2 separate regions of the Homo sapiens genome follow, and region 2 is linked to region 1. The links are chromatin loops, found by intact Hi-C in ENCODE. Cell type or tissue: ovary. All regions are shown on one strand. Links, peaks and the distances in the headings refer to the core of each region. The heading gives the core; the rest is flanking DNA. Region 1 overlaps COL19A1 (collagen type XIX alpha 1 chain). Region 2 holds the start of LOC124901339 (a long non-coding RNA gene).

Region 1 (5,393 bases), core at 118-5,117:
TTTCATCATGTAATAGACACAAAAATTATTAATGAACTATTTTACATTTTTTCATATCAAGTCTTTAAAATCCAGGTGTGTTTGATCCTTAGTTCATCTCCATTTGGCCTCATCACATTTCAGCTCTCAATAGGCACCTGTGGCTGGAGGCTACCATGGTGCACGGTGCAGCTCTACTGATGGAAATGGGGGTTAGAGACACTGAGGTCTCTTTCTGCTTTTAATTTCCATGAAAACCCAAGTCCAAGGAAGGGATCTTATTATCATCATCATCATCATCATCACCAATCATCACCAGTCATCATCCATCGCTTCCAAAAGCGTTTGTTAAACCCCTTATCTGAGCGCTGCTGAGCCATGCCCTCTGCCAGTTTGCATCAATGAGGATTCTCCTGTTCACATGTGCAATCTTCTGTGTGTTTCAGGTGACCCAGGCCCTGCCAGCTATGGCAGAAATGGCCGAGACGGTGAGCGAGGCCCCCCAGGGGTGGCAGGAATTCCTGGAGTGCCTGGACCCCCGGGACCTCCTGGGCTTCCCGGTTTCTGTGAGCCAGCCTCCTGCACCATGCAGGCTGGTCAGCGAGCATTTAACAAAGGGCCTGACCCTTGAAAGGCTTACTGCTGCATGGCTGTCTGCATGAACCACGCCTGGTGAAGGAGCCTGGGTGAGAAACACCATCCAAAGCTGGGGCAAAGATGATTACCTTCAGCATGATTACAATGTATTACCTTCAGTATGATTACAGAAGTCCTACTTGACAATCACATATAGAAGAACGGTGCTATTCAGTAAGTTCTCTTTCCTTTCCCTTGGAGGGAAGACAGCAGAGTCATCAGTTAAAAAAAAAAAAAGAAAACCAAACACCTCCCTTGAATAAATTTATACTCCTGTTCCCAGGATCTTGAGCTTTAGTGTGCTATACCTATGTGTCTTATCGTGGGCCACTGTGCCAATAAACAAAAACAACTGTTTGGTTTACCTCAGTTGCAGTAGTTATTTTCATTTAGAAGTTGTTCTCAGATTATTGTTTCAGTTATATAGAGGATTACTAGACTAGTTATGAAGAAACCCCACTACATTCAATGGAATTGGTGCTTAAAATCTCATCGATGTGCTGTCTCTGGAGTGATAAGAAAGGGCTACATCTCCCGAAATGATTTCTTTACGTCATGTATTGGTTTCCTTCTTCACCTTGAACTTTTGTTGAACTGTATGTACTTTACCCCAAACCTGTTAATATTTTGAGCGCTTCTATGTGAAAGCAAAGAAATAATTTTAATACTCTGGCATTCATAAATTTTATTGATGAGATTATTTATTTTAAAGGTTTGAGGTAACATCTCTGGTTGTACCAAAGAAGAAATAAATATGGTTTCTTAATCTCTTGCATGTTTTCTTATAAATAATCATGTTCAATGAAAAGAAGTTACTGAGCTTATTTAGATACATTAAACATTACTTAACTACTGGTTCTATAGGTGTATGTTTATAATATTAGTGTTTTTTCTACATAAAGTAATTTAAAAAGCTGTTCCACAGAGGGTGTTACCCTGTGACAGATGCGTATGTGTGTGTGTGTGTGTGTGTGTGTGTTTTAGTGTGTATGGAGAGAGCTTCATGGACCTTTTCGAAATGTTAATTCCCTAGAAAGATGTGCAGCTGCATGCGCATCTATATTTTTGTATAGTATTTCAGAGATTTCGTGGACTTTTTTAAGTCTAGCCTTGCTTTATTTCTAGGTTAAGAACCACTGCCTTCATTCCAATGGCTTGTTAGCTCCCTCCTACTCAGAACTTTATTGTAAACATGATTTATGTTTCACCATTTCTTGTAAATTTTATAAATGCAGCTCAGCTAAAGCACTGTATTCTTAACAAGTATTTCCTGACCACTTAAGCACTTTATTATTATCTGTGTAATCATATTGGCTTGCTGTTTCATTAACATCTACTTAACTATCCAACAGACTTAATATATTCATTTTATATCACAGAGCCTGTGAGTAACCTGTGCTGGGGCATAAAACAATAGCTCAACATAGTATCTTTAGTTAGTTTATGGAACTAAATTCTGTCAAGTCAAAGGAGAGTGAGCCCTAATATAATTTTTTATATATATTTTTCTCGTGTGTACTTTTATACATTTTAAATTCTAGTCCTAGTTGTTTGGTTAAATCAATCATTATGTAATCTGTATTTGGATTTCTTTAAAACTGCTTACAGCATCTAGTTTTATGCTTCTAGCATGAATTTTGCTTAAGAAGATTCCAACTTTGCCATATAGATCAGTGCTATTTACATAGACTGAAAGAATGTTCTTTCCCTTTTTTCAAATATGACTTTTGAAAATAAAGGTCTCTGTTATAGCTCCCTAAAACAATCCTTAAAAAAATGGCAAACTTTTTCAGGAGCTGTGACACATAATTAAATAAAGGCATAGAAATTATCTTTTCACCAAAGTGCTTTTATTTTAACTAGAGTGACATAATCAAATACAATAAAAGAAAAATTAGATAATCAAACATGTTTCTAAGTTTTATAATATTCATAAGAAAATTAAAAAAAATAAAATTTCAAAGAACAGTTCACTCAACTGTTTTACAAACCTGGTTATGTAAAGGTTGTACAACAAGCTCCACAGATACAGTCAGCAACATTGGAAACAAGCACTTACAAATAGATTATGCAAAACTACCACATTCCAAATGGCAGGAAGAATTCGTTATAAATTTCAGTTAAGTGAAGTAGTTTACAGAAGCAGAAGACACTTGGCTTAGAAATTGCAAGGAAAAGAGCCCAGCAAATTCCCTCCATGAAAGAGAGTTGGTAAATGTTGAATCTGACCAAGCATGTCTCTCTAGCAAAATAGAAATCTCAAATCCTCTCTGAGATATTTTTGAAAGTTGGATAAAGTGGCAACTAGAGCACTCACTGGGAGAGGAGAGTGTAAATAAATAAAGTTGGTTTGAACCTGGCATGTTAATTAAGGGCAAATGATTCCTGATTTATTTCTAGCCGGTGCTTCTATGGCAGTATGATATGATTTTCAACCCTAATAGCTGACAGGTTGGTTAAGAACTGTGGAAATCACTTCCGAGACTGACTGAGCACATAAATTCCCTGGCATGGTTTTGGGTAATTGGCTTCTGCACAGCAGAAGAATATGAATGAGTAGTCATATCAGGATAGATGATCGATTTGATTATTTGGATACTTTACATTTCAAGCTGACTGAACCAATATCGCTATTCTTAAACATCATTAGTAAAATCTGATTTATTTGCCAACTGAAATAAGCTTAATATAAATTCCTGCTGTAGAAGATCACCTCTATTGTGTTTTTAAAATTTTTTGGTGATTATAGTGTTTCTGAGATACAGTCTCTGAGTTTAAAAGTAAACCAAGGCTGGGCATGGTGGCTCACGCCTGTAATCCCAACACTTTGAAAGGCCAAGGTGGGAGGATAGCTTGAGCCCAGGAGTTCGAGACCAGCCTGGGCAAGACGGTGAGTCTCCTGTCTCTGTAAAAATAAAAACAAATTTAAAAATTAGCCAGGCATGGTAGTGAGCACCTGTAGTCCCAGCTACTCGGGAAGCTGAGGTTGGAGGATTGCTTGAGACCAGGAGTTTGAAGCCATGGTGAGCTATGATCACACCACTGCACTCTAGCCTGGGCGACAGAACAAGACCCTGTCTCTAAAATAAACTAAGTAAACCAACATAGGTGGAAAACCAATAGAAATTCTGATTTCCAAATATCAAGAAAATTACTTAAAAATATTTGCTGGTAACCTGGCAAAAGGAGTGAAAACTCAGTATTAAGGAAAAAATACTAGCAAACTAGCAATCTTGCTGTTTATAGAGGGGTGACAAACATAAATGATTTTAAATATCTTTTTAAAAATAATACTTGTGTTCAATAAACATAGGTCAAGCCCTTTTGTGCAAAGTAAAATAAATACTTTTCAATTGTGTAGCCTTCTTTAGTGAGTTGTGATCCAGGACATGGCAGTATAAAGTACCTATGGCTCAAGAACTATTAAATCAAAATGGGCTGACTGTAGTAATGCCTGTCTGTAAATACACACGCTTAAGTGCTCTTTAAATGATCAACGAGAGGAAGTGTAACATATTTGATTGATCTGGCTATCAGGAAGAGGATGCTGCTAACTGAAAATTACTTTTAGTCTTAATAAATGGCAATTCATGCTAACTCTCTGCTTAACATGCCTTCACAAATTACTTTTGACTCCAAGTTATCAAAACATAGCTGGAGAGAGAACAAGGGAGGGAAACTGTCTCAAACAAATTACCTCTCTTTCTGAGATATATTTGAAATTCCATTTTGTCTCTTAAGTTGAAAATATGTGTGTGAAAAGACAACAACATTCTTTAGAGAGCACCTAGTTAATTTATCCAAAGGGGGCCTGAAGATAGGAATAGTTAAGAACTATGTAAGTTATTACCCGGTATAGGTAAACATATAAATCCTCTGGCACGTTTTGATGCAATTAATTTCTGTTAAGAAAACCTGCTATGTATTTAACTACTTATTGCCTATTACCTTATCACTCATGGTGTAAAAGCTTCTATGGATGAGAAAAGTTAATTGTGTTATTTCTTATCTCCCTCAGGGACCTCTATAGCAAAAAGTCTCAAATGATTTTAGTGAGATGATCACTCTGGGGGACAAAAGTCCCAAAGGACTGCCTGCTTTTGGGCTTTTGATTCTGCTTATAATTCTCATCTGAAATAATTAGACTAGGCTTTTTATGAACTGCCAGGGAGATGGGTGACAAACTTGATTATTTCAAGCTGAGCAATGATTCATGTGACAAAGAAAACTATAATGATGGTACAAACATGAACCCTGCAATAGACCAATTAACGTTCCTTGGACACCTGTGGGGCTCATGGTTAGCCAAGAGTGCTTCTGGAGCATCCCCATGGTTGACACCAAACAAAATGGACTGAAGTGTGGAGCTTCAGCCATGGCAAGTGATGAAGAGTAGATATGGCCTTAATAATTGCACCTTAGATTTCCCTGACATAGGGTCAGAACCTTTATTGCTGAGATAGGTGACAAGCTCATTATGCATAATGAACATGTAGGAATCAAGGCCTCAAAGCATTATGCCCATGTGGGATTTTGAATAAAACTAATGCCATTGCACTTAACATGAGTATATTCAATTAAATCGTAAAGAGTTTGATGAGGTAAGATAGAGAACAAACAAAATGGGGGAAAACACACCCTAAATGTTATTTAAAAATAAATAGTTGTAAAATACACCCAATACAACCTGAATTTAAAGACATTAATGTGCTGAAAAACATTTATCTCCAAAATGTACTTTGCATAACACAATACAATAAAAAGTTGTAAAATAGCCA
Region 2 (5,393 bases), core at 314-5,313, 1.1 Mb before region 1:
CAGTTTTTAATAATCTAGGACCCCCGACTGTAAGTCGTCACAAGCTCTGTAATATTTCTTTTCTTCAACTTTTAAGTTCCAGGGTACATGTGCAGGATGTGCAGGTTCGTTACATAGGTAAATGTGTGCCATGGTGGTTTGCTGCACAGATCAGCCCATCACCTAGGTATTAAGCCCAACATCCCTTAGCTATTCTTCTTGATGCTCTCCTGTCCCCCCTCCCACCACACAGGCACCAATGTGTGTTGTTCCCCACCCTGTGTCCATTGTTCTTATTGTTCAGTGCCTATTTATAAGTAAGAACATGCAGTGTTTGGTTTTCTGTTCCTGTGTTAGTTTGCTAAGGATAACAGCTTCCACCTCCATCCATGCCCCTGCAAAGGACATGACCTCGTTCCTTTTTATGGCTGCCTAGCAATCCATGGTGTATATGTACCACATTTTCTTTATCCAGTCTATCAGTGATGGACATTTGGATTAACTCCATGTCTTTGGTATTGTGAATAGTGCTGCAGTGAACATACAAGCGCATGATTTATAGAATATAGAATGATTTATATTTCCTTGGGTATATACCCAGTAATGAGATTGCTGGGTCAAATGATATTTCTGCCTCTAGGTCTTTGAGGAATCACCACACTATTTTCACAATGGTTGAACTAATTTACATTCCCACCGGCAGTGTCAAAGCATTCCTTTTTCTCTGCAACTTCACCAGAGTCTGTTGTTTCTTGACATTTTAATGAGAGCCATTCTGACTGGCACTAGATGATATCTCATTGTGGTTTTGATTTACATTTCTCTAATGACCAGTGACGTTGAGCTTTTTTTCATATGTTTTTTGGCCACATGAATGTTTTCTTTTGAGAAATGTATGTTCATGTCCTTTGTTAACTTTTTAATGTTTTTTTTTCTTGTAAATTTGTTAAGTTCCTTGTAGACTCTAGATAGTAGACCTTTTTCAGATGGATAGATAGCAAAAATTTTCTCCCATTCTGTAGGTTGTCTGTTCACTCTGATAGTTTATTTTGCTGTGTGGAAGCTCTTTAGTTTAATTAGATCCCCTTTGTCAATTTTTGCTTTTGTTGCAATTGCTTTTGGCATTTTTGTCATGAAATCTTTGCCTGTGCCTAGGTCCTGAATGGTATTGCCTAGATTTTCTTCTAGGTTTTTATAGTTTTGGGTTTTACATTTAAGTCTTTAATCCATCTTGAGTTAATTTTTGTCTAAAGTGTAAGGAAGGGGTCCAGTTTGAATTTTCTGCATATGGCTAGCCAGTTATCTATCCTGCACCATTTATTAAAAAGGTAATCATTTCCTCATTGCTTGTTTTTGTCAGCTTTGTCGAAGATCATATGATTGTAGGCCTCTGGTCTCATTTCTGAGTTCTCTATTCTGTTCCATTGGTCTATATGTCAGTTTTTGTACCAGTACCATGCTGTTTTGGTTACTGTAGCCTGGTAGTATAGTTTGAAGTTGGGTAGTGTGATCCCTCCAGCTTTGTTCTTTTTGCTTAGGATTGTCCTGGATATTCAGGCTTTTTTATGGTTCCATGTGAATTTAAAAATAGTTTTTTCTAATTCTGTCAAGAATGTCAATGGGTAGTTTAATGGGAATAGCATTGAATCTACACATTACTTTGGGCAGTATGGACATTTTCATGATATTGATACTTCCTGTTCATGAGCATGGAATGCTTTTCCGTTTGTTTGTGTCATCTATGATTTCCTTGAGCAGTGGTTTGTAGTCCTCCTTGAAGAGGTCCTTCACTTTCCTTGTTAGCTGTATTCCTAGGTATTTTATTCTTTTTGTAGCAATTGTGAATGAGAGTTCTTTCATGATTTGGCTCTCTGACAAGCTCTGTAATATTCTTTTATACATCCCTGCTTTGGTATTTGCTGTTTTCTTTCTTTTCTTTGCTGTTCTTAAAGAAGTAGCTCCAACTTACATCCTACCCTTGGGCAGAATTGCTTTTCTCTCACAGTACATATCTTTATTGCAAACCACCCCATTATGCATTGTGTGTCTGTATGTGTGCCTATCTGTCCCTCCCATACACTGCTCAGTGTTACCTTTGTTAGATGTGAATCACCAGAACAACAGATGCTTTTCATTCACCTGCTAAAAAGACCAGCAGGTATCCAGGACCCACTGAGCACTGTGGCTAGGCAGCATCTCTCAGAATGTCTGCATACTTCAATTGCCCCTTTTGAGTTGCATAGTAATCAAAAGTCTATTGCATTTGTTCTCACATCTTTATAACAGTTTTACTAGTTATGATAAGCAAGTAATCTCATTAAATATTAAACAAACATAAAATGAGCACAGCAAAAATGAAAGTTTTATTTCTGTGAAATGTATTCTGAAAGCTTTGGGAAAACTTGATAAAGGAAATCACAAAACAAACAAAAATATCCTGACAAATTAATTATGGGAAATACCATTATACACAATTGAAGGGAAATTTTTAAACATCCAGATGGATTCTTCACTCAGATATATTGCAAGTATCATTAAATCTTTGCTCCATTTTAAAGAAGTCACAGTTGAAAAGTATGATGCATGGATGGGTCAGTTTTTATCAAGAAGAACAAGCTGTAGCTCCAAACAACAGTGTCAGTTTAATAATTTAAAAAAAAGATCCTGGCTTTACATCACAAGATTGGCAAATCAATTAAAGGTATAATAAAAATGTTTAAGAAATATCCCTTTTAACCTTCTTTAACCCATGTTTAAACATGAACTAGCAAATCCTTGACAAAAGGCCTTCTACTGAACTTTACCCTGTCTCCTAACCTTTGCTGCTAAGAGTGAGTAAAAATAACAGAGTCAAACTGAAACTAAGGAAAGGAGGAAACCCCTCTCTGATGGGGAAACTGAAATGTGACTGACATGCTACCTGTGACTATGAGTCACCTTATGGAGGACACTGGGGTAAATGAGGTATGAGAGATGGAGACAGAAAGCCTGCTGATTTGGACCCCTGAGAGTTGCTCCCAAGACCAGGCACACACCTTTTGTTCTAGAATTAATCACACAAACAGCATCTTTTCCTTTTTATTTGAGTTCTTTAAAGCTGGGTTTGTTTCATGTGTAAACAAACAAGACCGGGTAATAATAATTTTAAAACCTCTACCTTACATATTAAGGAATTACTATGGAATCTTTTAATTGACCCAAAAATATTACTGGATGTAATATTACTGGACATCTCTTCTGTGCCAGGCTCTGAGGATGGAACAGTGAACAAATCAGACAGTCCGGGTTCTCCTGGAACTTACAGGCTAGTGCCCCAAGGGCTGGAAAGGATTGCAGATATATATTTTGTATTTACATCACACTAATATTTGTATCATAATATTATTGCATTCATTATGTGTTAATAGTTGACAGATCCAACATGGACCTTGAAGAACATGTGAATATTTTCAAGGGAGTAGCCATAAACCTTTATTTGAATGCCAGTGAAAATAATTACATACTCCAAATCATATTCCTGTGCCATTGTCAAATTCAGAATTTGGTGTTAAAGGAACTGTAAGACTTAACAAGCAAGGCAATTTCTTATGTTCTCATGATACAAATATATAGAGAGTAGCCCCACGTGGATTGGTTACTGCTGGGTGACAGTACTTGTAGAAATTCAGAACTGGAAGATGCCTACATGTAAGGAGTGTGAAGAACAGAGGAATTAACTGGTTCATTCATGGTCAGCCAGACTGCAAATGTGGCAGTTCCCAGCCAGGTGTTCACAGTAGGTCACCATGGCTTGAAAATATGTCACAAGTAGTTTGTTACTCATAATAAAAGAGTAACAGTTGAAAATTATTACTTTTTTTCAGAAATTAGATCACATTTTGATTATTCCTATAACATGCTCATTTGCATTCCAAGATTCATTCTTGAGCAGAAGAATGAATCAGCTTATTCCCTGCTTGTGAGCCAGAAATTGCACATTCCCTGGGAAGTTCCTGAGAGAAGATTGTGCAAACCGAGGTTACGAGTCATGTTTCTTGTCACTGGACACATAAAGGCTAAGAATCTTGTGACCTGGTGGAAAATCCAGGACTAGAACCCAGTATTTTGAGTTTTTTAGAGAGTCTTGTTTTTTAATCAACTTATAATAAAGGGTAGGATGGACTCTCAATCTTTAAATATGGAGGAGAAAATTTAACATGTGATTATTAGTGGCCCACGAGAAATAAACCCACATCAAATGAAGCTCAGTTTGTGGTATCTCTAGAACACTTTCTTCCTCTGTTCCTCAAAGATCTGGTGGTAATTTTAAAACCTTGTCTAACTTCTGTTTGTTGTAGAGGAGGTTAATACTTTGCCCAAACTTGGGCTTCATCACATGGTATTAGAACATGCCAACTAATGCCCTATTCAAATACCTCAAATAAAATAAAATAAAATATCATTGATTTGGGCCCAGTGCTATAAACTTCAGTTTCCAAAAGCTTTCAGTGTCAATTACTTCCCATAGCAAAGCAGTCCACAAGCCTCTTGATGATGTTTAGAGTCTTATATCATCAATTGCAGGCCTGTTTATACTTCACAATAAAATCTAATTTCTCGTACTTACTGTCAGAGTTAGGCAGCCTTATTGAATTGAATTCCTAAAGAAAATGATGATCTCAGAAGTAAACTTGAACTTATTAAAACAAGCTTGCAGTCCAAATTTCCAGCAGCAATGGGGCTTCCTAATTCAGTTAATTCAATACATGCTACTCAGCAGTTTGAAGGATATACTTTCCAGAATATAGTGAGATCTCACCCTATTAGAGGTAAAAAGTGAATTGAATGCAATTCATACAATATTAATAACTTGCTCTACTTTACAGCTTAGTAATAAAGTTATTTATGCTCCCAGAGGCGTTTCATGACATTCACAGTAGAAAGATGGCAGTAGACAGGTGGGCTGGGCCTGTGACATTTAGAAATAGCAGAACTGTGACACCTTCCTGTGAGGCTACATAGGATGATGGCCAAGGAGAATGACCCTGGTACAAAATCTTTATAAGCAGCACACTGAAGAAGAGACATAGACTCTAAATAAACTTCTATCCTACCTTTTGGAACAAGTGAATAGCAAAAATTGTAATTTAGATGAACATAGTCTGGACATAGATCAACTAGCTACCACACCACAAATTTATCTTTCCCAGATCAACTGTATCCTTTCAAGATTTAAATTACACATTTCGCCTAGCTCCTCACACATTAACATAAGTTATACTCAACCTCCACTATACACATAGATGAAATTTTTGTCTTTAATTATGTACTGTTTTATATTCTTTTATCCATACTATTTTCTATTGTTTCCTATGTTCAGTTCCAAGCACCTAGAAAACGATAATCACATCTTATGCAGTGCTCCCCTATCTCCC

Evidence for each region. Hi-C counts contacts between places; a loop is a spot of excess contacts. Peaks named below come from ENCODE experiments on the same cell type or tissue, not always from the same donor. Only the 100,000 strongest peaks of a DNase experiment are listed, where the experiment ranks them.
Region 2: a loop joins it to region 1, with 8 times the contacts of the local background. A loop is called at or near these places in 3 of 110 quality-filtered maps.

Annotation. Positions count from the first base shown.
Region 1 is chr6:70,212,114-70,217,506 of GRCh38, reverse strand. It overlaps COL19A1 (collagen type XIX alpha 1 chain), which reads right to left. Exons shown (of 51, transcript NM_001858.6): 51 at 5,039-5,393. It overlaps COL9A1 (collagen type IX alpha 1 chain), which reads left to right. Exons shown (of 38, transcript NM_001851.6): 38 at 426-1,381. The coding sequence ends at 610. Among named protein-coding and RNA genes, the nearest start is that of COL9A1, 88 kb to the left of the region's middle. In ovary, for the core only: no CTCF peak of the experiment used is centred there; no DNase peak of the experiment used is centred there.
Region 2 is chr6:71,332,467-71,337,859 of GRCh38, reverse strand. LOC124901339 (a long non-coding RNA gene) reads left to right here and starts at 1,780. Exons shown (of 6, transcript XR_007059640.1): 1 at 1,780-5,393. In ovary, for the core only: no CTCF peak of the experiment used is centred there; no DNase peak of the experiment used is centred there.